2 separate regions of the Homo sapiens genome follow, and region 1 is linked to region 2. The links are chromatin loops, found by intact Hi-C in ENCODE. Cell type or tissue: ovary. All regions are shown on one strand. Links, peaks and the distances in the headings refer to the core of each region. The heading gives the core; the rest is flanking DNA.

Region 1 (16,460 bases), core at 6,007-11,006, 180 kb after region 2:
CTGTATCAGGCAGTGCTCTGACAATAAAGAGCCATTCAAGTTTCCCTCTGTGACCTGATCCCATCAACACTCTGATACTGGAAAAATGCCATAAATACTGTTCACTCATTTTGTAGCCTGGAATAAAAGGTCTTTACAGGAAGTTATTATCAACGGTCTGTAAAGAAAGGGGTCAGAGCTTTGCTTCCTCCCTTAGTCGTGGGAGTCACCCCAGCCAAGTTGGGACAGGTGAAGAGGCTGCAGAGAGAAAGCCCTACCCGGCCTGGGGGGGCACCTTGGGTTCTCCCCATCCCCGCCCCAAATGACACCACCAAGATGACTCCATCATCATTACAGCCTGCGGAAACTGTACCTGTGGGAGATCCAAGAAAGGGGACAAAGCGGAGAGGAGGTCAGATGCAGAATGCAGAGATATGCCACACGACATCCTTCAAATCCAGAGCTGCAAACCTCAAAGCTCCTCTCCCTGGGAAGAGTGACTGCTTTCCCTCCCCCAGGAACTGTCCAGCCCCACCCGCTGGGCTCCCACCCCAGCCTCAGGACTCTCATTCTGTAAACTTGGTTGCTGAAGAAAAGTTAACTTGGCACTCATCTTAAGTATTGACTATCTGTCTTGAGGGTGAGGGCTGTAAATTCTCTCTCCTAAGATCCAAGTCGATTTGTTATCAAATCAGGCATTGAGAAGCTGATTCATTGCTATTCAGCGCTATGCTGATTTATATGCAGAATGTAAAACAGATGCCTTATGTGATACATATTTATGGTGAGTGCTGTTCTAGGAAGATTTATTACGGATTCCTTTGTCGGGGTTTGCATGAGCAGAGCCATGATGACTTGTATTTCCTCTCAGCTGCCAATGCCAAACTCATTAAAAAGAGGTGTGACTATTAATATACATTGTAATACTGACAGGCTCTAATTTATAACACCCTGGCTGGTTGGAGCATTCTCCTGACTTGAGAGGTGGTTTCTGCATTTCTTTCTCTGTTGCTAAATGGTACAAATAGAGATGTATATTCTCTCTTGCCCCCTCTCTCCTATTTCTCTCTCCCCTTGCTCTTGCTCTCCCTTTCTCTCATCCCTTTGTCTTTTCCAGTCGTCTAAGTGAACTCACAATCTGCTGAAAAAGCCAAGTACTGCACTACGGAGATCTTTTTTTTTTTTTTTCCTTCCAGGTCAAATATGCCAGGGGTTTATAACAGTGTAGAGCTGCGCTTTAATGCCCGTAAACACATGTTAACGGTGTTATTCTCCATGCTGGCACGCTGTCTCTCTAGGCTGAATTAGCAAAGAAGAAGTTTGGAGCAGGCCATGTCAAGCGTCTTGGCAGTGGCCGTGTCTGACATGAGGCTCCAGAGTTGAAGAACATATGTTGCCCGGTACAAGGAAATCTGAAATCCACTGCCCAGAGGGCAGCATTGGGGAGAGACGCATGACTAAGAACAGGAATCCACAGCAGATGGGGGCAGTTAATCAGGTGAAGGATGAAGGGAAATGGATTGTTACCTGGAAGAGCTGGCAAAGGAGCCTGGGGCTGATTAGAAACCCCTCTCTTGGGAAGAGGTTTGACCAGGGCTCTTGGAAGGCATCAGAGGAATGACGTAAGACAAACAGTGTGCAGGAAAATCACTGTTTATTCCATCCTAAATTTGAAAAAAACTAGTTCCTAGACAGAAAAATATCAGTGCACATAGCAAGAGTTTTTATTTGAGTGTTGGGAGCCCCCAAAAAGCACCTTTGAGAGAGGATGTGGAAAGTCACCGTCTATAAATGTGTTTTTAGTGAATTCACGAAGGATGTTTTGGCTAAAATTGATTTCTGTGAAATCTTAAAAAGCTGAACAGACAGAAACAAACAAGCGAGCCTCCATCTTTCCACGTGAGGCAAGCCAGCAGGGATGGACCATGAGGCACTTCTCTGGGTACAGAATTTAAGGAAGCACCAAAAATCTTAGTAATCAAGAGAAAGAATATTAGAATGAAATATACTGAAAAATCAAAATGAGTGCAAACAATCCATGACAAAAAAAATATCAAAGTTCAGGCCGGGCATAGTTGCTCACGCCTGCAATCCCAGCACTGTGGGAGGCCAAAGTGGGAAGATCATCTGAGGTCAGGAGTTTGAGACCAGCCTGGCCATCATGGTGAAACCCTGTCTCTACTAAAAATGCAAAAATTACCTGAACATGGTGGCACGTGCCTGTAATCCCAGCTACTCTGGAGGCGGAGGCACGAGAATCACTTGAACCCAGGAGGCGGAGGTTGCAGTGAGCTCAGATGGCGCCACTGCACTCCAGCCTGGGCAACACAGCAAGACTCTATCTCAAAAAAAAAAAAAAAATTGTTCATAGGCTTCACTCACCTCACTCTAATCCCAGGCAAGGCGAGGAAAACATCCTCTTTTACATCTGTGTGCCCTTCCCTGTGTTGAGCACAGTATCTGTTAGTCAACAGCAAACCATTCAATAGTGGATGAAGATGATGGTCATGGCAATGATTTGACCACCGATGAATGATTTCAATATGAAGCTACCCTTACATCTTTTAAAATCAGTATAGCTAAATGTCACCAAATCATTTTGAAATTGGAGCTAATTTTTTATTAGAAAATTAATGGGGGTTAAAAAAGCATTTTTTTTAGGTCAAAAGAGTTTTTCTAGGCAACCCTGACACCAGAAATTTCTCCATTTCATCCAATGTTTAACCATGTATTTCTAGAAAATACCCCTATGGAAATTTATGGAGGTTTTATGTTGAGTAACTTAAAGTGAAATACATATGTAATCCATATGTATGTAATATATGTATATTTAAAGAAGCATCAAAGTCCTCTTACTGCAAATTATAGGCAGAGTTATAGGGAGTGCCATATCACGGCAGCAGGAAGCAATGTGTGCCTGGGTAAGGAGCCTTACCGTTCCAATGTTGTAGCATTTTGAGTTCTTTCAAGATAATGAAATTCTGCAGCAAGGAGAAAGAAACACTGCGATTTTGCCACACACCACAAAATGTTCTATGTTTCCCATTATAAAAAAAATACTGGCATCCAAGATCTCCTAGATATGAATAATGTTTGCCTGTGTGAACAAGGATGAATTTTTTTTTCCTCTAATTAAACTCCCATGAGACTCAAGCTGCTTTGGAGTTGATCTTACTCAGAGAATGCTTTTCTCCTGTCCTCCCGCTCCTCACTCTCCTCTTCCTCCTCCCCTTCCAGTCTGTAGAGAGCTTCCCAGAACCCCACTCAAAATCTCAGTAATGTCAGCAGCCTCTCTCAAGCCACATGGCGAGGGTACAGAGCTAGACAGCAAGACAGCAAGATAAGAAGTGAGCGCCTCTCTGTCCCTCTGTGGACCTGTGGTTCCCTGGAGCAGTTTTTAAAGAAAGGCATAGACTGACATGGTTACAACCCAGTTGACATGTCTCACAATAAGAAAAGCTACCTAGTGTATGAATTGTTGTTTTGGACTATTCTTCTTGAGTAAAGCATTTGCCTTTTATACTGAAATAGATCAAACAATAGCAAGAATTCTGCTTTAAAAATACTATTGATTATTTGTTATCACTACAGCCATAGCATTCTTTTTGAACTAACTCTGACTGTGTCATTTGAATGCCAGCCAACACACCATTACAAGCCAGGTACTCACCCTGCAAAACCAGTCTGAAAAGAGAAGGCTGGCCAAAGGCTACTCAGATGTAGCCTGGTGGCAATGAGGGCTCTGGAAAATGTGTAGCTGTGACTAGAAATCAAATATGAGTGAGGAGAAAGCCTCTCTCTTTGTCCGAGGGAGTGATCACATGTTGACAGCTGGAATTTACATGGCTCCTTATTCAATAAACTAGCGCCTTCCCTGCATTCCAACATCAGCAACACAATAGTGGCACAGAAGCAAACTGACACATTACACATGGTCCAGCTGTCCCGCCTGTCCACTCTCCACGGATGCCTCCTCCTCCTCCTTCTCCTCCTCGGTCTGTCCCGTCTTCCTCCAACATGGGGTTTCACTTCTGCAAGATCTAAACACACACTCATTGGATGATGCCTATATCATGGGTGCTTGATTTTGTGTGCCTTCCAACACTTGCCTGCATGCAAGATATGAGTTCTACATTAAAGATGAATAACAAACAAGCAAGAACTCAGGATACGATAAAAACTCAAACAAATGTCTTCCACTTCATTGTCAGCTGAAAAAAAAGCTGTGCGTGATCAACGTTTCCCACATCAAAATCTTTCGGACATCACAAACCCTTACTTTGGGTGTGCGTGGTTTTCTTTATGAACTTGAACACAAAGGGAATGTGACCTGTGGAGTAGTAAGTGGTATAACTAGTGCAAATTGTTTTTATTACCTCCTGTACAAAAAATGGTCATCTGAAAAGAAATGTGAAGTTCCACAGTATCTGACAGTATACCATGCTTTCTCTGAATATATGTGTGTGTGTGTGTGTGTGTGTGTGTGTGTGTGTATAATATTATAATTTTGGCAACACCATGCACTTTTTGGTTAATAGCTTCTATTAAGAAGTCCCAAAATTTTCCCAGAAGGAATGTTGTATTAGGGACAATGTCTGTTTATAGTGGTGATGTATATTGTTTGGCAAAGCACAGCAGAGTACACAAAACATACATCAAATGACCCTGTGCCTCGTAAACCTGTCCATTCAGTCTAGAAATTTTCCTGCTTAAAATATACACTTTACAGATTATGACAAAACTCATCAGTAATTCCCACACTGCTCTATATCCTTAACATATGGAAAAGGAGGGAAAAAGGCATTACGTGTTATGAAGCAGCCATTAAACTTTAATCTCTACCACTAGGGGGCAGAATGCAGACTTTTCTAAACTGACTGCTAGGCAATCAACCATCACATCATTGTAACATTGAAGACACTTCAAAAAGACTCAGATGTTTAACTCTTGTGCTAGTGATCATACATTCATATTGGGCTGCAGGCCAAAAGAGAGAAGAAAAAAAATCCAGAGACTTGCGGCTGAAAAGCTATAAAGTGGTGAATTTTACCTTAGAGCAAAACCATCTTCAGTGACAAATTTCAAAGGCCATATGTATGTGATTTTCATGAAAAGCAGACGACCCTAAATTTCTTTGTTTAACTGGAAGCGATCTTCCTTACAGAACCAGCGGATTCTTTTTTCGTAATTCCCCTTGTTTATTGTGCTGTTAGAAAATTCACTTTCCTTTTTAGCGCTACAATCAGGATTCTAGAAATGCTATTTAATGCCAACGGGTATTTCATTAACACCGCCACCTCCAGCATCTTCAAGGATATCACCTCAGGCACAACGTTACTGATGGAGAATGTTTAGAGTATTCTGATAAAATAGGGTTCTTTCTTTTTCCTTTTTAAATTAAATCCTCCAACGCAACCTTTATTCTATGGTAACAGCCCGATGTTCCCTATCAAATTTTCCCAAGACAGGACATTACAGTTTTTCCCCTGTAATTAAAGCCACAAATGTCTAAAAATGATGAGTCAATAGGATTACAGACATTACTTCTCACAAAAAATTGAGTTTTGACTCACATGTCCTATTGAGGGGATTTGCGACTTAATAGCCACATATTTCAATTTACTTTTTAGGCCCTGTAACCACATAGTTGTAATATAGTTTAGACTATTGTAAAAGCTGAGAAACACACCCAAACCTAATCAGTGGCAGGTTTCCTAGGTTAATAAACTTAAGGAATAGTTTTGGGGTTATGGGCAGGGTTCACTTGTCAGCTAGACATTCTGAGAGTTTGCAAATTCAAATTCCAATACATTTGGTTTTTTTCAAAAAGGAGACGACTTTTGCTTAGTTCCTATTTTCATGAAATTGTGATCCCAGGAAAGCTGGAAAACCCAGTGAAGTGCTGGGTTTGACATTGTCCCTGCCCCCACCTGTGCTTTCTTTTAAAGCAAGGTGTTTCCTAAACAGAGATAGTGCCGAAAGGAGACACATATCGCTTTTTGCATCAGGAGTGTTACTTGATATGTATCAATATTTCCTGTCAGCGCCAACAAAGCAAAATCTTGGGCCTTACGGTATCCTTAGATGGCTAAATATTATTTGCTTAAGTCAGCGCGTTCCAGACCCTTTATGTGGCCTGACAGTTGATTGGGAGAAGTCCCACGAACTTTCTTAAAGTGTGCAGTCATCCGTTTGGCGGCCGGCTCCGGGGGTTCCACATGAAATCCTCTTTAGATAAATTCATACTTGCACAGGGTGATTAGCCTTACAGCTTGGTTGGCTCACTTATCTTTAAAAGCTAGACTTCCATGATCAATGTGGGCCTGAGATTGTCTTCCAGTAACTACCTCTGCTGCGATCTCCAAAGCTCAAAGCTGGTGAAGGAAGATGCAACCTAAAAAAAAAAAAAAAAAAAAGAAAGGAAGAAAAAGAAAAGGAATTCTTTTTTTCTGCTCAAAGATGACAGGCTGAAGTTGACAACCTAATCCTTCAGGCTTGTCTTACTTACTGAAAGGCTCAAGTAATGTCAAAGGAACCATCTGATAACAGTCTACATGCCAAACCTAACAGCTTTATTGCAACAAGAAACTTTCACATTAAATTTCCATGTGTTTTCTCTCCACACTCCTTCTTAACTTTACAGCACACTCCCCACCTTTTTTTTTTCCCAAAGAAAGATAAGTCTTCCCTGCTGCAAAAAAAAAAAAAAAAAAAAACCAACAACAACAACAAAAAACAAATAGAAACTGCTGTATAGGCCAGCTGGGATATAGTCAAATTAGTGGATTATTATTACCTTGGGGACATTAGAAATCAAGTTTGTTATTGGCAGTTCCTGTTTCTGTAAGAGCTGTTAATAGCTAAAATTTAAAGGGTGTTTGTCGATCAACAGAATGTTATTTTCTTAAGTGGGTAACTGCCATTTTTCTTTTTCACGTTGCTCCTGCTGCTGCTACCTGGCACCAAGTTTACCTAAAAGTTCAGCCTCCCTTATAACTAGAAATAAAGCCAGTTTTCACAGAAACATAAAGCACACCTTTTTCTGGACTTACAGTTGTGACCTAAGAGAGCAGGTGTATGAGTTAGGAGTCTCAAACTAAAAAACCTTTTAGAAAATGGTATCAACTTGTTAAGCACACTTGAAAAGATAATAAATACAGACATTGTAATATAAGTAAGGGTGGCTCATTCTTTTCGTGTTCTCCGGGTGTTATATAAAGAATGTTTTCAGTAAAATACAGATCCTTCTGTGCTTACACTTTGTGACATTCTTGCTGGGACAGTTTTACATTTTGAAGCTAAACAATTCATTTAAGAATTTTAGCTCAAGTCCATGGTTTTTTTGTTTTGTTTTGTTTTTGTTTCAGTTGACGATGGTCGTACTTCTCCATGTTCTGAGACCAGTTTAAACAAAAACAAAAACCAGACAACAACCTTGCAAGGGAAAGAATTCAGAGTAAATAAACAGTCTTTTTCTGGGAAGTAAAATATTTCCCTAAGGTAAGTTACTTTTCCAAGGGAATTACAGCATATCCCAATGTGGACTAACAGGCGTTTTCTTCTGGTCTGATTAACATTTAGGAAAAAATAGATTCCTGAAAATAGCCTATTGTGTAATTATGTGTCTGATTGGAACAGCAAAATGTCTTTGTTAAACATCTTTTTAAAAACCAATTTTACCATTTCCTTCCAAACATTTGTTAATTTAATTGTGTTAACCCTTGCATCCACATTATTGGTCATGTGGCTGGATTGATTAAGAACAGACAGGGATATAGATTTCCACCTACAGAAACTCTTTTCAAGGGGTTAATCAGCTGGTAACTTGAGTTACAAATATATTGGGGAAAATGGTACTTTTGGTAAGATTTCTCACAGTGTATTCTTCAGCTATTTTTGAAAATTATACCCACAAGTTACATCACATCTGTAATAAACTCTGCACTTCAAGCTGCAGAACCTTCCAAGATATTCTGTGGAGTTTGTTGTATTTTCCCCATTTCTATATTTAAAACAAATTTCCTACCCATCCACCCCCTCCTTGAATTCAGGGAAACACAAATAACTCATAAGCTTTGCACTGAAATGAGTTTGTTTTGCTTTCATGCCTAGTATTGCTTTTGAAATTGTTCAGCAGTAAAGAAAAGAAAAAGCTGCTGGTATTAGCTTTAAACAACCGCCACAAACATATTGTCTTCCTATTTATTCTAGGTTTTCTTTCAGCCAAAATCAGACTTGCAGAGTTATTCTAGAGCAGTTGGATGACATACAAAATCACAACCACCAAAATATACACTATATCTTTATAATGGGTTTTATGTACTCACAGATACACACACACACTATGTATATATTAAACAAAAATATGAAATTGACTCATTACAAAAGTAACCATCCGGGTATGTGAAAACTAAGAATTGTGACTTTGATATTAAGATATGTCCATTTTGCAGATGGAGAAATTGAGATGAGAGCTCATCCACAAGATTACCCATCAATGAGCACCAATAGCAACCAAATCCACTAGAAGACTGGGAGCTTTTAAGTCAAGAAACTTACATCAGTATCATCATTCCAAGAAGCGGTATCCAAGCTGTTTTATCGAAAGTGCGCATGGGAGGTAAGAGTTGGGAAAGATATCTGCAAACTAAATCTGGGGGATGCCTCTTCTTGAGGAGCTGGGGAAGAATAACCATGCTCAAGAATGTTCCTCTTTTAACAGAAACCCCTTTCTGAGGCACAGACCCTGCAGGCTCTGAAGAAATAGGATAGATTATTTCAGCTCTCTCAGCTTGGGAAGTGTGTTTGGAAGAGCATCTTCCTAGCTGCAATAATAAACAGCTCCAGCTGCAAGAGCTTTGCTAAACAAGCCTGGGCAAAACCGTTGGATTCCTTTCCTTTGACCATCTTAGATTTCCCCTGCAAGAGGCAAGGCAGGGAGCCTGCCCTGGAAATGTCCTCCTAGCCCTGCCCTGTGCAGCTCTGCGCTTCCCCAGGAACACACTCCCTCCCCCAGTCCGCCGCCCCACTTTTGTTTTATTTACGAATATGTTGCCAGAATTCCAATGAGTTATCTATTCTGTGGCCCCTTCATTTTCCCACCGAGGCCTTGTCGCCGGCTGACTCAGGGTCCAGTCGCAACAGTGAGAAGAAAAGAAGAGAGCAAAAGAATTCTTTTCAACTTTTTTTTTTTTTATGTTTCACTCATTTCTCTCTCTGTCTCCCCCAGGCCTCCTCCCCTCTCCTGCTCCCTCGTTCCCCCCACTCCCCAGCCTCCTAGGCTCTCCTTTACCCCCTTTATGTTACACGATCGCTCAAATTGAAGCTCAGGAGGGTCCTATAGGGAATGCATAGGAACCCTGGGAGAAAAAAGCCCCCAACAAGCTATACACCAGATGTATAACGTTATATGGTCAAACTGGCAAACACAAAAGCTGAAAAACAAAAGGCGTGAATTAGGGAGACGCATTCAAAGGCGTGTTTTCAAAACAGCCCGGCCAAGAGCCTGGATCCCCCTCCTGAGACTAAATGCTTGAAAGAAAAGGTGCTAAAGAAAGAAAGGAAAAGAAAAAAAGCCCATTTTTTCTAATTAGCTGAGGCCTAACAGGCGCTGAATTTCGCAACTAGTTTTCATCAAGGGGGTTGTGGCTCGTGAAACTGAAAAAAGATGCTTTTGAAACCTGTGATGTAGGCCCTTTCTCGGACCAGAGCTGGTCTCTCTCCTTGAGCTTTTTTCTCCCCCTCGCTTTTTGGGTTCTGCCTTGCTTCATATCTTGATCCCTTTTTTGCACCCTCCCCTCAAAGTACAAATATTATTTGGGCTTAAAAAGAGAGCAGGAGGGAAAGCCACAATGGCCCTCCCCGCCCCTCTTTCTGTCTGGTAGGCAGGGGGTTTTCCTTGCCAGCAACAGTCCTGAGTCGCTATGAATCTCATTCCAAAGCTCCGCAGAGCACCAAAGGGGAGGGAAAAGGTGTCACTGCAGGCTGAGAGTGTGTGTGTGTGTGTGTGTGTGTGTGTGTGTGTGTGTGTGTTTTCTGTAAACGCTGGGCTTAAAATTAAAAACCCTCCACTACTGTGATTTTAGATATTTGGAGGATGGTCTCTCGCTGAGCGTTTTTGCAAATGCAACTAGGCAATGTTTTCTAGGCAGCAAGGTAGATTCCCAGAGCAAAAGGTTTTGCTCCTCCTGCGCTTTCAGAAAGGACACACACAAGCAACCTGAATTTTTTTTTAATTCTGATTTGAAGTGTATAAAAGGATGTTGCAACCAGAGAGTTACTAGTCTTCTGCTGCATGAACAAATTATGAACTTGCATTCTTCAATCACATTTCTAATAGGAAAACAAAGCAGAACTCGTGGGTGAGAGTTGGTGGGCCGCCTGCGTTTGGAAGGGAGGCAACTTTAATTGCCGTGCTGTCTGGCTCGGATCCCTGTGGTCCTGCGTGGTGTGTTTTAGTAACAAACACTTGTTCTAATGAATTGGCCTTATTAGGGGGCTCCTCATATTCTTTTATAAAGAGCAGAGCTATTCTGAACTTCTGAATGCAACAGTCTCTTGATATTCTCACACTGAAGGCTGTAGTGTGGGATTGCATTCCCTCTCCTGTATTTTCATAAGGCTCGTATTTTTTAATGGCAGAAGAGTGAGCAGTGGTAGAAAGGTAAGAAAACTACAGAGCTTGCAGGTACCTGCCATCCATGGACCCAGGGCCATCAAAGAGGCTTGCAAAATCATTATGCTAAAGATGTATTTGCCTTCACAGCTGAACAATCCGGATTTTAGGTCAGTCACCTCCTGGCACATTTAAAAAAAAAAAAAAAACTCATGGCAATGGATAAAACAGATTCATTAGCTTTGATTAACCTTCTTTAACTAGAGTTAAAAACCTGCCGTAGGCAGCTCAGCTACCAATGCAGCCTTGAAGATACTTTATCATGTTTAAGACCCAATTACTGTTGCACTGAGTAAGAATAAAACATCACAATAAAATGTGGTACAAACCGCAACTCTAACGCACACAGCAAATAATCATTAATTTACAACAGCAACTTTCCCATTTCTATGGTTTTTCTGATGGCTGCACTTAGTTCAAGTTGAATACCTTGGAATTCGATGCTGATATGAGAAACTAGTTCCCCAGCTGTATTGACTGATGGCTTTTTTTTTTTTTCTGTCTTATAGCTTTAGTTTGGAGACTCAGAAGACTCTTTTAAAAATTTCCAAGTAAAATAAAAAAGAGAAACTAAAGTCAAAACAGGGTCTGTGGAACTAGGTTTATATAAGAGACAGGGAGGGAGAGAGAGAGAGAGAAAGGATTAAAATGGTTGAAACTTTAGAATTTTATAACAATTTCTTATTAATAATTGGAAATATTTCTAGTTAGAAGTTGTAAATATTAAAGAAACACAGCCCAGTAAAGTCAGCATTGAGTTAGTTCAAAGAGTTATCCGTATGATATGCAAACTTCTTGAAAGAGCTACAGTGAGGTCTATTTTGTGCATCTTGTAAGAAAAGAGAGCTTGAGAAGAACTCCAGCACACAATGAGTTAATTTTGGACAGGATTTGACTGAACAGGGAATAATGAACAGTGAGATACTGCAGCTTTCAGGCAAAACAGAGTAACAACAATTAAAAAGAGAGAGAGGGGATAAAGGGAGAAAACAATCTCCAGTCAGTTAACTAACAAGAGCAGCCCAGTGTTTGAAACAGATAAAACAGAGGCCACCAGGAACGCTGCTGCTGCTGCCGCTGCCACTTGCTTTATGCCTGGGTGTGGAAAGCATTACAACATTTGTGAGCCAACTGTTTGTGGGTTTCTTCTCATCTGCTTTAAAATATTTGGTTTTGCCGTATTTCCATAATAACCACAACCACACTCTCCTCTCCAAAAACCCCCCACAACAACAGATGTGTGTTCTAAAAGGAAATAGAGACACTGATATAATCAGACACTAGTTAGAGTGCTTTCATACTAAATTCTCCAGCAAATTCACAACAACAAAAAACTCTCAACCACTGATGAAATTAATCTAAGATCCTTGATTATTTGAAGTTCTAAAAGTTTCCATTTTGCATTTTGTTTTTGAATGTATAGTGCTTTATTTATCAAACTGCAGCGTAATTTTCCCTTCAGTTTGAGGCTGCGATTGTGAAACAAATAAATTGAAACTTAAGGGCCTGTTCTCTCCAAATTTAGTTCCATTATCACTTTAAGAATGCATGCTACTCAATGATACAAAAGGGATGTATGTAGCTGGTTATTTAGTTGCTAACTCAGCAATATGTCAGTTAACACAGCACTCCCTTGTAAAACTCCTTTTACAAGGTTGTTTTCTCATTGGAAGTCTCCATTTGTGTATTTGTGTACCTATGTGCGTGTGTGTGTGTGAATATCGGATATTACATGACAGCAAGATATCTTTTAAATATTTAAGATTTACAATTTTAAAGAGAGAAAACAAGAATAAAGTTTTGCAGAAGCTTAAAAAAAATTTAAAATCAGTTCACACTTTGAGCTAGAATGGGGATAGTAGTGATATTTCAAATATATTAATTATATGCCTCTCTCATAGCTATGATATTCTTGTATGTATTGATATGCACTCACTTAAAGTATATTATGTGCTCTACATAATATTAGATATTCTAGAGCATTAAAGAGCATCAAATGCATTTGGTTGCTCTCTACAGTAAGTAATTTTGGCCTTACAGAAAGTCATTTGGCCACAGTGAAGTAGCCTTTAACTGTGTTTTACTTGGAAAAGTTTATTTAATCGTTATCCTCTGCACATACTCTTAGAACATGTCCATATAACAAAATTGTAGTTGAGGGAGGAAAGTAGAATTGTGAATTTAAAAAAAAAATACTTATGGTAATGATCCTTTTGGCTTCCTGCCTCTATATAGAAGCTGGAACCACTTAACCCCAACCTACAGGTCCAGCCCTGACATGACTGGAACTCATCTTGACCTTGGGTAAGGGGAATTCAGGGAGCTGTAGACCAGGAGTTCATCAGCCAAGCGTGAAGTCCCCTTGGCCCCTGGACAAACTCTTCTCTCATTTCTCGAGGCTGGGCTCAAGGTTGATTTCACAGGACAAGGCTTTAACTCCTAGTCCAGTTTAATGTGTTTCATCCTGCCCATGTGCCCAAGTACAACTCATTGCCTTGTTTTCCTGTATAGTACCCCTATTCTGGGCACCCTACAACAGGTTCTCTTAGAGTCCTGCCAGCTCTCCCATTTCTGGGGCTCAAGACTGGAGATTCATGTGATCTACTGTGTTTACCAGATGCCCTCCATCTTGGATCTCTACCCATGTCTGTTGCTAGACAGCCGTGGAGCCCTATTTCACATTGTTGCTTAGTTATCCACCAGTCAGCTACTCTTGGACTTCCTTAGAAGCCCAAACTTTTTACAGATCAGCCCCTGGTGATTGGTCAAAACTCCAGGTTCCGGCCAGTTCTGCTCTAGCTGGTCTCTCTCATAACCTTTTGAACTGGGCAGAGATGCTAGCACAACGGGTAAAGAAAGATGAAAAAAAAAAGCAACAAAACTATAATCAAGATTGTTGGAATCTTCAATAGGCTTCCTTCCACATATCCCTTGCCTTCATTACCTTATATTAACATTCTCAAGTTCTTCAGTATTCATTATCTTATATTAACATTCTTAAGTTCTTGAGTATTTTTGGAACTATCCAGTCTCTAGTGGTTATGCCAGTCATTGTGTCTACCAGAGCTATGGGAATTTTGTCTCCAGCTTTCCAGTCTACTCCCAGTGACAGCCCGGCAGAAAAAGATTTATAATCTCAAACCCAACAAGGAACATCAATGAATGTTTTATAAATTCAGTAGTCATTTGCAACAGTCAGTGACAGAGGCAAGCTGGCTAATTTCAAAAGGGAGTATCCCCCTAGTCTGATATGTGGGCATTTGGAGGAGTGGGGAAGGCCTTGTCCTGAGGCTCCTCTGTGTACTGTAAAGAAATAGAGCCCACAGCATGTGCTCTAGAATCAGACCACGCCAGCTTCCTCCTAATAAGCTGCCTCTGCATTCCTAATGTGGAAACGAACATGAAGCTTCACAGCAAGTTATTATCTTAGAGAAGGCCCACCTGGATGATATCAGTTTTCACTGCCAGACCCTCTTAATAATTGGCCTTTGACACATATCCAGGTGTCGTCTTAGATCATAAACACCTAAGTAGCTGTAGGAACAGTGATTTGAATAGCAGCCCTTTGCAAATTTCCATCTTAAAACTTTTAAGTAAATCGTTCTTAAGCCTGACTGCAATTGGAATCACTTGGAAAGCTTAAAAATAAAATGCCCAAGTTTCACCCACCAACCTGTTGAGTTCAATTAGTCTGATGTGAGGGTACACATGACATCTCGATTAGGAGAGGTTCAGGGATTGCTAATATTCCACCAGAATAGAAGACACTTCTTTACATCTTCAGACAGCGAAATACCAGCACAACCATTACTCTGCTGAGCAATGGGAAACCCAAAAGGAGTATATACTTTCATCTTCACCCAAGGTCAGTTTCTTATGCCTGTAAGATCAGCGCTTTCTCCTCTGGTCAGCTGACAGAACAGCCTCACCTACTCTAAGTCACAACCTTCTCTGAGGACCTAAGCTGTATAATTAAGGCACAAGTACAAGTCTTTGGGCTTTCAAGGCAAAGTTCCCTTAAGTCCCAACTCACCCTTGCTAACTACCTCTCTGATTTATGGAAACCAGGCTCTTCCTTTGCTGGTCACCAGAAGCCTGACTTATTCAGAACCACTGAAACCCATCCTGTCCCCTCTCTTTTTACTGTCTGCTTCTATTCTTTGATAAGCTGCTGAAACATACTGCTGTGAAAACTGCTAGTAATTGGGCACAGTTAGATTAAGGAAACCCTTCAGGTAGCCTCAAGGTCAAAAAACTGCTTCTTATGCCAAGATCCTCCCAATGACAACATCCTTTAGAGGAGAGACCAGTTTTTCCTTCTTCCCTGCTACCAGTTTCAACTCCAGTCTGTTGGAAGCTTGACTTCCAGGTCCTGGAAAGCCAGAAGCCAGAAAAAGATTTATTACACATTAGTTCAGAGAAATAGAAGTGAAATCTTCTAAGAACTAGAAAAATTTTCACCGATTATTTCCTCATCCTTCCTCTGCCCATATTTTTCTTTGATGATGTAACAAATGCCCTGCACAGTAGTTCAAGCAGCCTTATATCACTGGCTTGTAACCTGTTTATAGAATAACTGGAGAATTCTTATAAATTCCTGGGCCCTGACAATATCTAATACTTGCATGGCACATTATGGTTTAGATAACACTTCACATGCATTATCTCATTTAATCTTCATGGGGAAAGTGGCTGACTCATACATATATAAAGAAAGAGAGCCGAACTTAACTACAGAATATAGTTGACAGCACAAAATAAAGTGACACTAAGTGAGGTACCACGCAGGAACTGCATAGGTTTCTGTTGTAATCCTCTCCTGAATGTGTCCATTGCTTATATAATGCCATTCAGTACAAGATAGTTACCATATTATTTCCCTCCTTATCTCTTGGTACAAATAGTGCACAAAGTAGGAAGATTAGCTGAGTGATGCTTAAAATCTCTTCTAGTTATATCTCTTCTTTGTTAGCCTTCTTTACACATTATCTAAGCATAACTTTGGAAGTTCTTGAATTATTTTTTCCCTAGGAAACTGCATGTCTTCCAGTATATCATTGGTTGAAAAAGGCACAAACAAAAAACTTAATTTGATATTAAACTTAAGTACAGTGCAGCATTATAGATCCCTCCCTTCTGTTTCTAGCTCTCATGTGGTTTTCTCAGCAGCTGTATGAGCACTGATTTAGTCTGGGATGTAAACAGTGCACCTTTAAGGTAACCTGTGCGCTTCCGTTATTTTGTTTTCTGGAAGCCTATGAGAAGGTTAACGTAGTTCATTAAGGTTTGCATAACTTCTTATGTTTGATGACTCATTCACAAAAATGAAAAGCAGGACTTAGGATTTGTTAACCAGAATTATGTAAACCGTATATCTAGCATATCTGGGTTAAAATCCCAACTCTTTAACATTTTACTAGCTCTACATTCTTGTGGAAGTCTTTGAGTTATAGTTCCCTCTTTTGTAGAACCGAAAGAATACTACCCATCCCATAAAGCTTTGTGAAGCCATAGTACCTGGTACATAACTCTCAATAATTGGTAGTTGTTTTTATAACAGTGCTGGTAGTAGTTATTATTCTAACTACAAATTATAAGTTTTACTTAATAATACAAAATAAAAGCCACTACCATAAATAACTCCTGTGCCTTCTACTTCCTACCCCAAAATAATTGAACCAAACTCTGCTCTATTCTCTGGACAACCCATGGATCAAATAATGAAGCACAACATTTAAAAGCTTAAAATATGGCTGGGTGCAGTGGCGCACGCCTGTAATCCCAGCACTGTGGGAGGCCGAGGCGA
Region 2 (16,460 bases), core at 4,920-9,919:
TTTCCTTCTATGGATCTCTCCAAGTTGGTTAGTTAGGGTTATCTTGAACTACCTGAAAGGGATAAGATTAGACTACATACCTTAAAATATATAATATGTATATACTTATTTTTATAGCATTTATAACAATGGTCAACATTTGCCTATTGTTTAGGTTACATAATATGCACTTACGTATTGATAGCATTTATAACAATGGTTAACATTTACCTGTTGTTTAGATTATGCCAATCATGCTGCTTTGCTAAGGACTTTTGCTGCATTTCATAGCCTTAAGAACCTAGATGTAGTCACTTTTGGCAATATCCAGCTAGTCATTTAGTTTTGGAAAATTAGAAAAATAAAATAAAGATGTCCATGAATCGCTCTCCATACTGACATATTCTTATCAACATTGCCAATAAGGTTTTATCAGCCTCAGGCATGAGGCAGATCTATCTTATTAGTGTGAAAACTAATGAAAGATCATCCTGACAATGATAATTAATTGCAGTTGTTGACAAGGACTCAGTTCCTTTACACTCCTCTGCTGTTGCTCTTTCTCGGTCTTTCAGCTCTCTTCTCTCAATTAGACATATGAAAAGTGCGGCCCTCCCCTTGGAGAAAGAAGCTTTTAGATTAATCATATTATCTTAAGGTTCCAAATCTCCATGCCTGCGTGACCTTTCTTCCGTTAGAATCCATTATCTTAAACTATCACAATAATCCTGGCTTTAGGGAGGGAGAGAGGGAAAAGGAATCAAACCTAATAGATGGCAAATAAGATTAATCTATGATCTAAGTGCCGATTACACTTGGCCCTGCCCTTGAACACCCAGGTGTAACCTTGAAATTCACATCCGCTAAGACACAGCAATTGGATTGAGTGTCCCTCAAGGCCTTAAGGGCAGCTGGCCAAACTTTACCCATTACTCCCCAGCGAGATCGTGGGCTGTCTCAACCTCCAACTCTTTTTACTTGTGGAATTTGGCAGCTGTGCTTTTTCATGTTTGTTTTGGGATAGTTCACATTTTTTAGATAAAATACTTATTTTGGGTCCTTGATTTTTGTTTGTCAGAAGCACCAGGCCATGGAGGGAATGAACTTTTACCTGGACCTCACAAGAGGAAAACAAATGGTCCAGCTCCTCAGAATCTGATAGCTCCACCAAAATAAATTCAGTCTTTGCTTCTTTCAAAACACTGACATACTGATCCTTAAAGCTACATATGTTTAAGAACAACCAAGGGGAGAAAAAAAATTCCCCCTTGTAACATTTGTCTTCTGAACTTTGAGCTGATTATTTTTCTTCCACATGGCCTGAGGTCTTAGAAAGGACACCCTTTTGGTAAGATGGAACATGACATCGGGAAGTCCCAGCTACTGGTGACACAGACAGGAAAAAGGATTATGTAGAGAAAACAATTTCAGCCAAAGAGAAGTATCACTGGGTCAGATAGAGAGAAGGGAAGTAAAATAAAAATGTATTCTCATTAAAAGTTGGCCCTGTCTGCAGAAATTCAAAGTTGACCAGATAGAATGTTCTCTCATTATGCTTCTGTGTTGTTCAGACCTCTAAATGTATTGTAACCCTGGAAGATGGAATAAAATTAAGTCCAAAATAAGAGTAAGAAAGAAAGTTAGGTCTAAACAAGAAAAAAAATTAGTAGACTTTAAAAATATTAGAGGTAAAACTTGGTGGGTAGAAAATATGACCATGTATCCCAAAAAAGATAGCTAAATAAAAAATGCCAGGGACACAATTTAGGGAACTCACTCATGCCATTCTTATCAGTGTTACACGTATCTTGGGAGTGTCTCTCTGGCATACTCCCAGGCACAAGTTCTATCTAAAAACAGAACGACTCTTGCAGTGTTCACTTTGTGAAGGTTTTCTCAACTGTTCTCTTAACAAAAATTAGCACATATTTGTTTTTAGTTCATACTGAGATTTGTAGGACGAGGACCTCAGACCCACAGTTCCTGAGCAATTATTCTGTAATTTTTCTTGTCACTTTATAATTTAATTCCTAAAGTATTAGAAATAAATTCAATCTTACAGTAATCTCTATTTCCTTTTTTTTCTTTTAAAAGTAAGTCATTAGCTTTTTTTCTTAATAAGTGTAATGAAGGGGGTATAGAAACACCATTTTTCAGAGACCATCCTTTGGAAACTTAATTTCGAAGCTCATTTGTCAAGAAGACATGGCTGGTGACAAGTTCCTGGGTGGCACAAACTGCATGATCTAGAACTTGTCGTTTAACATGTCCGAATCTTGATTTGCACAAATGTAAAAAGGAATATGGAAATAAGTCTATGTCAATCCAGGGCTGAAGATTCAATAATTATATGTATAAAAGTGTCTGACAATAGCTGGCTGATTGGGTTGAATCCTAGCTCTGTTGCTTTTTAACTATGTGACCTTGGGTAAATTGCTCAACCATGTTGTACTTTAATTTCCTTATTTTGAGAGTAGGAATTAACAGTATTTACCTTATAGTGTTTTGTTGGGGTTTAAATGAGTTAAAAGAGCTAAATTGCTTAGAAGATATTTAAGAAGTACTGTATAACTGTTTGCCGTTATTGTTATCCTTGTTGTCACTATTAGAGTCTCAGTGAAAGATACTCTTTCTTTTTTTTTTTTTTTTTTTTTTGGCGGTGAACTCAAGAACACTGGAAAACAACAATACCACTGGTTTCTTAGATTTTTGCAAGGATCACAGCTGAAAAAACATCAAAGAAATGAAGGATTCCGGAAGCTCTGGTAAAAACACAAAGGATTCTTCCAGGCTTCTTTTCTCTTGTGAGTTAGGACAGTGCCATTTTGACGGAGTGTGGGAGCCGTTGTCAGCTGTCCTGGGAGGGTTAACTCACACCTAGGCGGGAGCCTAATGCCATTAAGTCAGGGAGAGTAATGAAATTTCATTTAATTTGTCAGGAAGAAAGTGCTAATGTTAAAAGGCATTTAATAAAAAAAGGGAGCGATTGTTTGAAAGGGAGTCCTTAAGTAATTACTTCAAGCGTCTTATGCCTACTCACCAGAATATTTACATTAGTGTCTTACAGTGCCAGTGTGTAATCAAATTAGTGCAGCATTGACAGTCCCTGTTTTTTTTTTCTTTTAAGGAAGTGTGATTTTATTAATAATCTTCCTTTTAAAAAGAGAGAAAAAATAACTTGATGTAATCAAATCAAACGTTAGCATATTTTTGTTTTTGAAAATTTCTTACTAAGAGAATCGCTGGGTTAATGTTGCAGGTGAGTGCACGTGTTGGTAAGAAGCGCTGACTCCAGGGCAGAGTGGCCGTGCTCCTTCCTCATCCCCACTTACAAAAATGCCACCTTTTATCTACTCAGACCTGACATGGAGATTCAGGTCAGCAGCCAGACCGTCAGCATATTGCAGTGGATACCCCTGCCTAGTCCGGGTTCTCTTTTCAACTTGTCTGCGAGGCAAGGAGGGATACAGATGTGGGAGTGAGGGGAAGTCCGCAGGAACCCGGGTGAGGCAGGCTCATCCCTCATCACTCTGTGCGCACGGAGCAGCTCAGGCTCTCGCCGGCAACAGCAAGAGGAGTTAACTAATGTGCTGGGAGTGGGGGACGGCCCATGGGACCACGACTGAATGCATTTGTACTTTTACAGTCAGGTCACACTGAGGAAAATGATTCTTAAACATTTCTTTGGAAGTAACTGCTGCTGTTTTCCAGATTAATTTATGAACATCGGAATGAATGAGTCTGCGCACTGATATCATGCAAATGTTTTCCTTTTATCAGGTCTGTCTTCTAAGGGATATGGGCAAGAGCATAGGCTGCTGATTGGAGACACAATGAATAAGATATAGAAAAGGAAGTATAGACTTACCTCATACAGGGGATTTGAATATTAAGAGAGGTCAGGTTATCCAAAAAGTGTGTAAACTATAAAGTGTTACTAATTCTAGCTACTATTATAACTATGGCTGGAGAGATCTTACTAAATTTCAAAACTGATTGTATCACTCTCCTTCTTATTATCATTCAGTGGTTTTCCATAGCTTCAGTGAATGCGTGAACTTTGCAGTAAACCATGCATCGCCTCTGCTGATTTCCAGAAGTCACATCCTTCAAGAATCTACTGTTTTTCAAAATATCAGGTCTTCAGAATAGAAGAATTCTCTTATCTCTAGACCTTTGCATGTGTTTTTCCCTCTGTCTAGAGCTGAGTTGCCCAGTGCTTTAGCCACTAGGCTCGTGTGGCTATTTAAATTTAAATTTGAAAAAAAAATTAAAATGAACGAACATAATTTAGTTCCTCTCATGCATTAGGTACGTTTCAAGCCCTCCATAGCTGTATGTGGCTGTGGCCACCATATCGGGAAGTGCAGCTGTAGGCCATTCATTTATAGCAGGGGGTTTCATTAAACACCTCAGGTTTATAGCCACCTTTTCTACCTTCTGACTTCATCTTTAATTTTTCAGCTTAGCTATCACTTCCACAAGGAAGTCTTTTCTACCTCCATCTCATTCCTTCAATGAGAGTTGGGATGTCATTTTTTAATATCCCACCCTATAAAAATTGCCTATATGTTTATCTGAATTTTCTGATCTAAGATGAGGCCGATTTTCTGATCAGCTCATGAGGTCAGGGTCTTGTCTTCTGAATTGATCAGCATTATATTGTGCACTTGGAAAGCAAATAATAGTGAAACCATAATGGAGTGTTTATTAGGTGCTATTGTAAGCACTTTATATGTATGATCTTACTTAATACATAAGTAGGTACTATTTATCTCCTTTAGTACATAACTGGCTGCTATTGTTATCGCAATATTGCAAACAAAGAATCTGAAGCACAGAGAGGTTAAACCACTTACAGACACCCAGAGGGAGAGGGAAGGGTGGGGCTAGGCAGCTGGGGCCAACTTAGGCTCTGAACCTCCATGTCTTTGGCGTTCAAACAACTTTTGTTGAACAAATGTAGGCGTACGTATGAATAGGCAATAAAGCAGACAGTAGTCACTCTTTCCTAACATCACTGTTTTATTAATTGTACTGATTTTCCCACCAGTCTGACTGTAAAAAGTATCGTTTTCTTTTAATAAGTGTTTTACGCTTTCTCCTTCAGTCCTCAACTGTAGGGTGAATAAAGAAGGCGTATTATACTGCCTCTACAAGTAAGAAACCTGATGTGTAGAGAGGGTAAGCAAGATAAAAGGCTAGTGGGCTGATACTATAAAGTCAAAGTAAGACACAGGCTTGGCAACTATTCAAGTGACATGATGCATATGGGCAATGAATCCAAGTCATCAACTTTGATTTTCTTTGGCATTAATGTCTTAGTTTTCTCACTGCTCAAGTCGTATTAATTAGCAATATCATTTCTTTCTTCATAACTGCGTGTGTTGCTAATGTTATTTGTTAGAACGAAATAGCTAGACATTGTTTTCAACAAATTAAGATGTCTATAAATAGGTCCCCAATCAGACATTAAGCCTCATGACTATTGTATCAGTACAGCTATTAATAAATCAATAATGTGGTTTTTGCCTATAGACTATTTTTAGTGTTTCAGATTGAATGTTGATCCCAAAAAAAGAGACTTTTTTAAGGCAAATTCATTTAATACAAAATTTTGGTTTAAGTGAGATTCTCATTACAGCTGAAGCTTAAGACTGTATCTTTCTGCAGGGTCCAAATACATTAGTAAATATGAAAATGGAGGGTTAATTGAATCTCTGTGGGACTATATTCCATTTTCTTGGAAAATCAAAGCATCAGCATGGATGAGTTGGTGTTCTGGATTTTGTATACTCAAAGTAATAGCTACCTAATGCTTTGAGGACTTAACATCGAGCAAGTGATAGTCTATGAACTTTACCTATACTGACCCCTGTATTCTTGGCAAGAAATCTATAAGGTTATTGTCTTTTTTATGCAGATGAGAAAGCTGAGGCATAGTGCTATAATAATTTCCCCAAATCATACTGCCAGGGAGTGACAGACTGTGATTTGAACTTATGTAATCTAATTTCAGAGCCCATTTTCTTAACCACTATTCTCTATTGCCTCCTGATCAACAGGTCCAAACACACATGCAAAATTTATACAGGGTTTTAGAATAGTTTTTCTTAAAAAGTGAGAATTATAAAGAACTTTCTGTGTTTTATTGGAGGGCGCCATCCTAAAGGAAAGTTCCCTTTGGATTGTCAATGCAGTTTTAAAAAGCGAAAAACTGCTAAATAGAAAACTACAAGAAGGGATTCCTGGTATAATTGAGCTCTTCAATATGTTTGAGGAATTTAGTTAGTTAGATAAAGAAGACTATTAAGGAACAACTATTTTATAATCTATCTTTTACTTTTATTTTCTTACTTTTCAATATAATAGCACTTTTGTCCAATGGTAGCAAAAAGCTTTCAGTTGGTTTTTAGATAATTTTTCTAAGTCGGTGACACTTAATAGTGCATATTGGCCAGATGCGGTGGCTCACGCCTATAATCCCAGTACTTTGGGAGGCTGAGGCAGGCAGATCACGAGGTCAGGAGATCGAGACTATCCTGGCTAACACAGTGAAACTCCGTCTGTACTAAAAATGCAAAAAATTAGCTGGGCGTGGTGGCGGGCGCCTGTAGTCCCAGCTACTCGGGAGGCTGAGGCAGGAGAATCGCTTGAACCCAGGAGGCAGAGGTTGCAGTGAGCTGAGATCACACCACTGCACTCCAGCCTGGGCAAAGGAGCGAGACTCTGTCTCAAAAAAAAAAAAAAGAAAAGAAATGCATAAATGTATATTGGTCTTTAAATAACCTTGTCTGGCTACTATCTAATATTGATCCATATAAACCTAAATGTATCTTCTCTTTTCCCAAACCCAAAGGATAGAAAAAGTAAAAATAAGGTAGCTTAAAAATACATTCACATTTCTTTATTGGCAACCGCTTCAGTCAAAACCCAGGTATAATTTTTCTCCTAATCACAAAGTGTCACTAATGACATTTTACAAATATATTGACTGTATTTTCTTGAGAGCTGTTTATAAAGTGGATACAATGGTTCATCCTGGTATTTGGCCACCTTTGTTACTTAGCAGGATTGACTGGAGATTGGATCTGCCCAGGTCTCCTGTAATCTGTCCTTTAGATGAGAGGGAATCGGAAAACCCGGACGCTACCAAAAATGTGAATTCAAGTGAAAAGAAAACATGTCCTAGCTTTTGAAGACCCTGAAGTAGTTGAAAAAAGATGATGGGTGTTTTTGACTCTAAAGCTCATTCTAAGGCAGGGAAGAAAAAAAAAACAGCAGATCTCTTTGCTTTTTCCAAAGAACGCTTTTGAGAAATGTGGCATTCCACAGAAGAACACAAAACAGCTAAAGCTTTTAGATGGAATTAAAATAATTGCTGACATTATTTAGAGCTAAACTACAGGCAAAGAAAACATTGAATGACCCAAAATCATGTATGTGGCATTAAAAATATATATATATTGAAATGGGGAAAACAGATTCAGAAGAAATGATTTGTAAGGATGTGGTTAAAACTATTTATATCCTGGGTTCTATTTGTTTTACAGCTAGTGCTGCACGGACAGCATGAAAGGTTATCTTTGACAAGGTTTTAGCTATTATTTTCTTCCAGTGAAATGGTATTTCTTGAGAAAAAAAGGTCTTTGGAACAAAATAACAATAAATCCTGATTTAGATACATAAACCTGCCATTGATATCACATAATATCAGTGTTCTTTCTCACTCGATACAGGCGTTTTAAAGATAAATGGTAAAACTGAACTGGAAATCCATCTGGCCGGCTGCCTGCTCTAATGAATAACCCCACTTTGGCTCGTGCAATGTAAGCAGAAAGTTCTCTCCCGGCCTCTTTCGTCTGTCATGAATCTACAAGACAGCCGACATAATATCTGGGCGACAACAGTGCGCTAACAGTGCAGTGACTTCCATTTTCTTTGCTTTCTATTGATTTTCACTTAATAACTGGCGAAATACTAAACGTCCGCCCTGAGTACCTAATAAATCCTGCCTGAGCTTTTTATTGAGGAGAATTTAATAAAAACAACCATTGCGGCTGAGGGATTTTTCTTTTGGACAGAACATAGGGGTAGGGGACAGCGAGGTTGGGGCAAGAGGTAGCCATTTGATTTTTTTTTTTTTTTTCTTTTCCAAACAGGACTTCTTCCCTTTGGAATGCAAGTGCGGTGGCAGTGTCAAGGATGCCTGTGTGTTTGCAGCAGGTTCCTTCCAGAAGCAGCTGCAAGTGCCACCTCCAGGCCATCTGGCCAATGTGAGGAAAGGAGGCTGCAAGGGCTTGGCAAAAACAACTTTCTGTTCCTCTGGTATCCCCTGATAACTGATTTCAAGTTATGGCCAAGGACTGCCTTATCGCCGTCAGTGGCTGTCAAAAATTTATAAGTATATTCATTTCCCTATTCAACTTAATTGGTATTTTGGGTATGACACTAGAAAAGCAAGTTAGACTTGCCTGTTGGAGTCCAAGGATACCTCCAACAAAATTCTAGACAATAAAAGAAAGGGTAAGTGTCTGAGGGGAGGGGGCACTTACAAATTATTCCATTTAATGCTAATTCGAGGCTTCCAGATTCATTTTGGGAAAATCAAAGAGCAAGAGCTGTATGCATGGCTTTTTAAAACACAAAGAAAATTGGGAAGCATGGGCTTCCCAATTTTCCTGCGCATAAACTTCTAGAACAATTTCTATTGTTGATACTTTAAAAAAAATCTTTTTCTTTTCTGTGATGTGGTCTTTTAAACTCATACCACAACTTATGGCTCCCTCTACTTCCTATATTTTAATTGATCTTGAGGTTATTTTCAAGTCACTGGGCTTAATGAACAAATATTTTAGAATTTCTTCCTTTATATACACTCATTTCTGTCTCAATAAAATGTCTAATCAGGAATTCACTTGTGTAGAAAATAAAAAATAGAAGTACATACCCTTCAAGTGAAGTTAGTTGTTTCTGTGATTTTATAAAATCCATGGACCTCAAGTTTGAGTATCATTGTTATAAAAAACACAGCCATTCAAGCCATGCATGGCACAATTACTCATTAACTGGGCAGCTTTTCCTTCAGAACACGGGAATATGGGGACAGAGGCCATGTGATAATGTTGCAGGCTCCATGTCATGGACCAGTATGGAAATCCTAGCTTTTCCTCCTCTGAAATTGGGTTACTTTGTCCATGAAATGGGGATATTCTTGCCGAACTAGCATGATTGACATCATCTCACCAAAATCTCAACAAACGTATGGGTACCCAACAAATGCTGTTGATTTATTTCATTGGGGTACTTCAGTAATGAGAAGTAGTTAATCAACCGGGTTAGGGTTTGAAATTGGCCAAATCTCAGAAATCACCCTGATGCGACTTAACTCTTCTCTGCCTCAGTTCCCTTATCTCTAAAATGGAACTAATATCAATGTTTTTGAAACTATGAAAAGAATTAATGCACATTAAGTCCTTAAGAGATTTCCTGATGTAAACTGTGGACCTGGGGTGACAATGGTGTGTCAGTGTAGGCTTATCAATTATAACAAGGGGGAGGGGGCTGGGTGGAGCAGGGGTGGTGGGGCAGCTGTGGGGGGGCAGGAGCTGTATGAGAAATCTCTGTCCCTTCTACTCAATTTTGTTGTGAACCTAAAACTGTTCTAAAAGAAATTAAGTCTATTTTGAAAAGTTTCCCTGCACATACAAATACTCCAAAAATATTGGCTCTTATGATTTACAAATAGTGCTCGAAAATAACTGAAAGCAGTCTGTGAATCTTTACAAAGAAGAACTTGACTGTTACGTCATTCTGATGATGGAGCTTTCATGTAATTTAGATAGCAATGCCTTTTTGTTAACCTCAATTTTTCTTTTTGAGTATTATATCCTTTCTGTCCCCAATTCTTGCTGAAGGGGGAAATGGAAGTAAAAACCTTTAATGTTTTCCATTTTTTCGATCATTTGGTTTCTTCTCTTTTTCAGAGCAGTTTCTTGTGAAACCTTATCTGTTCTTCCCTGGACAAAACGTGTTGTTTTCATTGTGTTAGATAGCCTAACACTGGAGAAAATTCAGCAGATCACAGTGCACATCCCCAAGTTGCAATGTGGGGACGGACAGTTCAGACGTGGAACTCCCAGGTATTTGCCGGACTGGTCCGTGTAAGACCTCTCACCGGTTCGCATAAAGGTGTATTGCTATTCAGATAATGTCTTCCCCTGCTCAACAAAAGGTTGTTGTACCGAGCTGTGATTGTGACAAATGATTTACTATTAGGAACATTCTGTAATTATTGTTCGGTGGGACCGCAGACCGATACATCATTAACATGATAGACGGCCTTTGATACCAGCAAAAATAACTAAATTAATAAAAATGGCTTCATTCCAATCCCTGTCAGAAAGCCAATACTCAGAACAATCAAGCAGCAGTGATACCTGAGAAGGCCATAGTTTATATCCCCCAACAAATCAGGTTTCATACAGAAGCAATAAAATATTTGTATATATAATCTCTGTAATATGGATCTGTATAATATAAGAGATTTTATGGAGATCAGCTCTAAACAAAAATATAGGATATGTAAATATTTTCTTCCAAATGATTTAGATGTAAATTTATGCTTTTATGCAATTGGATTGCAGTTTTAGAATATTAGAATTTGCCTTTGACATCTTTTCTTTCAAGATGTCTTAAGCACTGAGAAACATTTTAATGTAGATTCTACAGGCTAAAGTTTCGTTTTTCCTTTCTCTTATTTTCTTCTCTTTTTCCTTTCTCCCTTCCTTCCATCCTTTCTTTCCTTCTTTCTTCTTTCTTTCAATCCTTTCCTCCTTTCTTTCTTTTCATCAACAAATCCCTAATTTATGCTTTAAATCCTTAGCCTCACATTTCTGACATTTCTACACAGAATGAGAGGAAAGAAAGATCTATTTCTGAGTACTCTGTTGAAATAGACTTATAGAAACAAAATGCAGACTACGGGCATCGATACAAAACCTTTGAGGTCCACCTAAGTAGAAATCACAATTACATTTCTAGGTTTTTTTTGCACTTTAGTACTGAAAACAAATTTCAATTAAAAAATGGACAATTATAATAAGGGGGACCTGCATAGAAATCTAAGACTAGGAGCTCTCAAGAAATCAGAGAAAGTATAACAGAAAGCAACTGTTTTCTATTATTTTCTTCCTTACTTATTTTCTCTCTTTCAGTGTATTTTTGTCTGCAATCTCATATCCAAAACTCTTGGGATGAGATGTGTCCTGTAATTCAGAACCGTTATGATTTTGGAAGACATCTTGGCCACAAAGCCAAATACTATCTGCCATCATCAGGGAACCTAGGGTGGCATCCATTAATATGTATGCAACAACACATATGAATACACACCAACTGGGATAAATAAAGACTGCATCGTCCACATAGGTGTGGGTCACATTTTGCTACAAATGAAATCAACTTAGGTCAAAAATAAATGTTGTGTAGAGACTTTTAGATTAAGGAATTGCAACTGAACTGTTCAAACCAACTCTAAGAATCCTGTTAATTTAAATATAATCTAAATTCATCTTGTGTGATTCCATTCACTTTGAATACTTTTTTAAAGACTTTATTCTTTTAGAGCAGTTTTAGTCTTACAGTAGAATTGAGAGGAAGGAACAAAGATTCCCCATATACCCCCTTTTTTTTTTTTTGAGACAGGGTCTCACTCTGTCACCCAGTCTGGAGTGCACTGGCATGATCTCAGCTTACTCTAACCTCCACATCCCAGGTTCAAGTGATTCTCCTGCCTCAGCCGCCTGAGTAGCTGGGATTACAGGTGTGAACCACCACACCCAGCTAATTTTTGTATTTTTAGTAGAGACAGGGTTTCACCATGTTGGCCAGGCTGGTCTCAAACTCCTGACTTCAGGTGATCTATCCTTCTCGGCCTCCCAAAGTGCTGGGATGACAGGCATGAGCCACCATGCCGGGCCTCATATACCCTCACATTCTCACATGCAGTGACTTCCTTCCATCTTCCACCAGACAGGTGCCTTTGTTACAACTGACGAACCTACAGTGACACATCATCACCACCCAAAGTCCACAGTTTACGTTAGTGTTCATTCTTGGCGTACTTTCTGTGGATATTCCATTTCATTATACATTTGTCCTTTTGCACATTGTGACGGGGTTGTTCCACTCTTTTTTCTTTTTTTTTTTTTAATAAGAGACAGGGGTCTTGCCATGTTGCTCAAGCTAGTCTGGAACCCCTGGGTTCAAGCCATCCTCCTGCCTCAGCCTCCCAAAGTGTGGGGATTACAGGTGTGAGCCACCATGCCTGGCTTTTTCCACTCTTTGTAGGAGCTTGAAAATAATAGAAATCACCACTTAATGGATACTCAATAAATACAAGTTATTGGTTGAGTAACTGGTATTGTAACATAGCAGCCTTTTAGAAATGTGCTCCTGTGACTTCATACTTCTACAGAAGTTGCAAGGATCTAAACGCTTCAAACTCTGATAAACTTTATTCACTGACAAATTTATTCTCAGAAATGTTCATACCTTTGTGGAAAAGGTATAAAAATAGTCTGTAATTGTCTACATAGTAGATATTTTATTAAGTAAAGACATTGTTTTCAAAGCCAGATTTCTATCTAAGATGATTTTGAAAAATATCGCTGCTCAGTTCTTCCAATGCCATTGGCATAAGTGAAATCACTGTCAGCGGCTGGCTATAAAGGGAAGAGTTGTACAGAATTGTAGCTCAGAGATGCTGAGATGATATCAAATGTCATTTTGATTCTGAAACTAAAGAAGGGAAGAGTATTGTGCAAGGTGAGGGGAGGCATGCAGGTAAGGGATCCAGTGCAACCTTTCCTGGGTAGTCAGCGAGAGAATCATGCAATTGTTGTTATGGCTAAAGCTTGATTGAGACCTATTTTAAAACTCGTCTTTTCTGCTTTGGCCTTCTCTTAAAGGAAGACAAATGCCCTTGAAAAGGAGTCTTAAAAGTATGATTCACGGACTTGGGAAGAATTACAGGATGCAGACAGCCTAGAGTGGTGCCTCCTGCCCCCAAAGGAGTTCACATTTCCTTCCTCTTAATCTGAGTGAACCATTAAAAAGTTAGTCAGTTCCCTGGAGGCTCTTTCTGAGGAATCTCCTAAAAGGAAATACCCTGCACTGGAAAGGTAATTTACCTAGACAGGATTTAAAAAACTAAGTTCCAGTTCAGAGATAACCAGCGACTTTATATGGGCTGGTGTATTCCTCCTTTTAAGGATTCTCCCCTGAAGTTAGTTAACAAATCAAAAAGGTAGGCAGAACAACATCAAGAAAGAACACACTACCCTTGCACATTTTATTTATTTATTTTTATATGCAATTAAGTCCTCAAACGGATAGTTTCACTGCTGTTGTAATATCAAACTGTAAATATGCAATACATTGATTTTTTTTTTCCTGAAAATAGGCTCGTATTCAAACCAGAAACATTTTGTGTTCTATTCTGAGAATGTTTTTAATTATTTTAGCTAGTGGGAAAACTCTTTTCTTTGGGATAGGGATGTGGGAGGGGAACAAAAATCTGTGTTCTGGACCTTAGGGAGTGCTGTGGTAATTCAGTTTCTGAGGTCTTCAGGAAGCCGGGCTTAGGAGTTGATTCCCTTTTATGGCTAAATAACTCTTATGAATTTGTCTTTTCAAAGTCCACTGGAAACTGGAAAGAGGAGCATGATTACAGAAAGCTGCAGCTGTGAATATTTGCAGAGCAGCTTAGTTTCCCATCTCTATCAATTCTCTCTCCCCTGCCCCCACCTCCAGCAACTAATATCTTAGCATCTTATGGAGTAATATGATAGAACTGTCAAGAATGAATGAGGACTTTGGGCCGTATTAATTCCCATCAACAAACTAATGTCTAATGTTTTGTAGGCTACAGATAAGAAGTTGACCACTGCATTACATTTGTCAATAATTTTTGCATTTTCTAGGGTTAGGTTCATGGAAGGAATTTTTTCCTGATGGTGGTGAGAACGCTGTCAAGATTTTGTTGCTCAAATAAGATCAGAACATGCATTTGTTGTTTGCACACTTTTTCCTGGAAGAAAATGGAGGGGAACTATAAACAAGCAGAAAGGTGGAAAAATGCAAATGCTGGAGTTGGAGGTGGCTTATATAGGGAAGTCTCTGTATATTGAAACAAATCAGGGAGACTGGGCCAGGCCAGGCAAGAGAGGACAGCACATTCTCATCTTTTACTTCTTCTGAAATTGGAAGTACAAGATTCTGAAATTCTGGTAGATTAAACGAGAACGACAAGCATCTTTTTGCCTCAAGAAATTTAATGTTTTGTAGCCATAGGGCAGGATTCCGATACCATACTGTATTATCACAAGCTAAAGTCAAAAAAGAAAGAAGTTTTGAGAATGCCTGGATTTGTATGTTTTCAATACATAATACAACTCTTTCTGTGTGAAATGAAAGGCAGATCGTGGGAAAATGTATGATTCTATTTATAGTCAAATTTAAATTATCTGATTATAAGGCAAAATTAGGACAGACTTTAAACCTGCCCTTTTAGTGTCTAATTTGCCACAAAAAATAGTAAAACTACTCACATTTGATAAGCAATCTGTCTTGTTATTTCTTATCCTATGAACTATGAAAAAGAACTAAGAAAAATTCCCCTCTTTTTTTTTTCTTTTCATAAAACTCAATCCAGGGCCTGCATATTATATTCACATTTTTTCTTGTGTGCTTCCTTTTGTATGTTTTGGCCACACTGGCGGAATTTTCTATGATAAGAGGACCACCAATCCAGTATGCATGGTGTGGGGTTGGCCCGTTGAGTGGGCCCCACTGGGCCTCCGGGGAAGAGGGCCAGGAATTCACAGGGCTTGATTACCACCGGGGCTTTTTCTGCTTTTAAGTTAACTATGTTCTTCCTGGTAAATCAACGCCTCGACTTCGGAGATTGAACATCAGCTCTGTGATTGAGCAGAAACTCTGAAAAGAAGACTTGCCAGCAATGCCTACCTGACCTTTCTCCAAACTTGTTATAAGGAAAATAAGAAGGTGTCCAGGAGAAAGGGAGTCGTTGGATGTGGAACTACTAGGGGGACTTAAATGTTTTTAAACCAGCTTCCACGGTGACATATGTAAACAGAAGTCAAAGTATCTTCATGCATACAAGATAAACATTTATCATTTAGCTTTTCATTTTGTGTCCATAACACTTGCATGTGCCTGCCATGAGTATTTTCTTTCTAAAAAGCATAAAATTAAATTTACCAGGATGCGTCCAATTGTGATTTCTCTATTTACTTCCTATGATCTAACACAATCTGGTAAATATTTATGGGACACATGTGCCATTAAAGTGGCTGGGTTATATGTTGGTGACATGAAGATAGAGTCGTTAATACTTGAGATTGGTCAAATGGCTCTGTTAGTATTCAAATTTTCTGTTCTTAACATGGTTGTTAGCATTTTCTTTTTGATAGGTTTGGTTTTATTATTGTGACCAATTTTTTATCTCTCCTTGTATCTATGGCCTATGATGTGTGATTTTCACATGTGACTTAAGGAGATAAGTATATGAGCTTATCCCCTGACTTAGGGTTACCCATATGACTTGCTGTGGCCAAAAGAATAAGGTAGAAATGAGAGCATGCCCTAAGAGGCATTGCATGGTATTGCTTTCTTTCTTATGCTTATGCTTAGCCATGAGAACATACCTGGGCAGCACTGTTTGTCCCAAGGGGAAGATGAAGAACATAGAGAACAGAATCAGCTGAGCCATCCCAGCCAAGCTTAGCTATGATCAACTATGTCCTAACTGATCTCCGGATGCATGAGTGATCATAAACCCTAGCTGTCTAAAGCCACTACCTTTTGGAATGGTTTGTTATATAGCAGTCACAATAAGATTTATTCTTTCATTCATTTATTAATTTTCAAACATCAGTTGGACACTTCCTAAGCCCCAAGTTCCGTGGCAGAGGCCTGAGATACAAAGTGCAAATTTCCAGGGAAAACAGAAAAATGGAGCAGTCAATAAAATAGATGCGCAAAGTGCTGAGATAAAAGTGTGCCTTGGGTGCTATGGTGAATCCTTAATAGGATGGTATAAGAGGCATTCTGGAAGAGGGATAATGCCACGTGAAATTTTAAAGAGTGAATAGGGATTAGGAAGGCACTAACATTGGATTTTGAAGAGAAAAAGAGTAGAAGGGCATTCTTCGCAGAGAAAGCACAATCACATTTGCAAATATCCTCGTGCTGAGAAGCAGCCTGGTGCTTTGAGGCCGCAGCAAGGCGCCTGACACAAGCAGGAACCATGCTTTGCATTTTTTTTTAACTCAACATGGTACTTAACATAGCCAAGTCAAGTATGGTCAAGGGATGGCTTGGCAGTACTATTGGGCACTGTCTTAAGTAGAAACTAGAGACAATGTCTAAGAAAAGTCACCTTAGGGATACCCAGC

The links. Hi-C counts contacts between places; a loop is a spot of excess contacts. Peaks named below come from ENCODE experiments on the same cell type or tissue, not always from the same donor. Only the 100,000 strongest peaks of a DNase experiment are listed, where the experiment ranks them.
Region 1: it touches region 2 in a loop (6-fold over the local background); 2 of 110 quality-filtered maps call a loop at or near these places.

Annotation. Positions count from the first base shown.
Region 1 is chr15:95,280,441-95,296,900 of GRCh38, reverse strand. It overlaps LETR1 (lymphatic endothelial transcriptional regulator lncRNA 1), which reads left to right. Exons shown (of 4, transcript NR_034095.1): 2 at 7,347-7,479; 3 at 8,433-8,599. Among named protein-coding and RNA genes, the nearest start is that of LETR1, 38 kb to the left of the region's middle. In ovary, for the core only: no CTCF peak of the experiment used is centred there; DNase peaks (open chromatin) are centred at 6,168, 9,036 and 10,400; H3K27ac peaks cover 4,851 bases.
Region 2 is chr15:95,456,068-95,472,527 of GRCh38, reverse strand. All of the region lies in intron 3 of LINC00924 (long intergenic non-protein coding RNA 924), which reads right to left. It overlaps LOC105370993 (a long non-coding RNA gene), which reads left to right. Exons shown (of 3, transcript NR_188326.1): 2 at 7,719-7,808; 3 at 8,142-8,941. Among named protein-coding and RNA genes, the nearest start is that of LINC00924, 31 kb to the right of the region's middle. In ovary, for the core only: no CTCF peak of the experiment used is centred there; a DNase peak (open chromatin) is centred at 7,797; H3K4me3 peaks cover 819 bases; H3K27ac peaks cover 3,468 bases.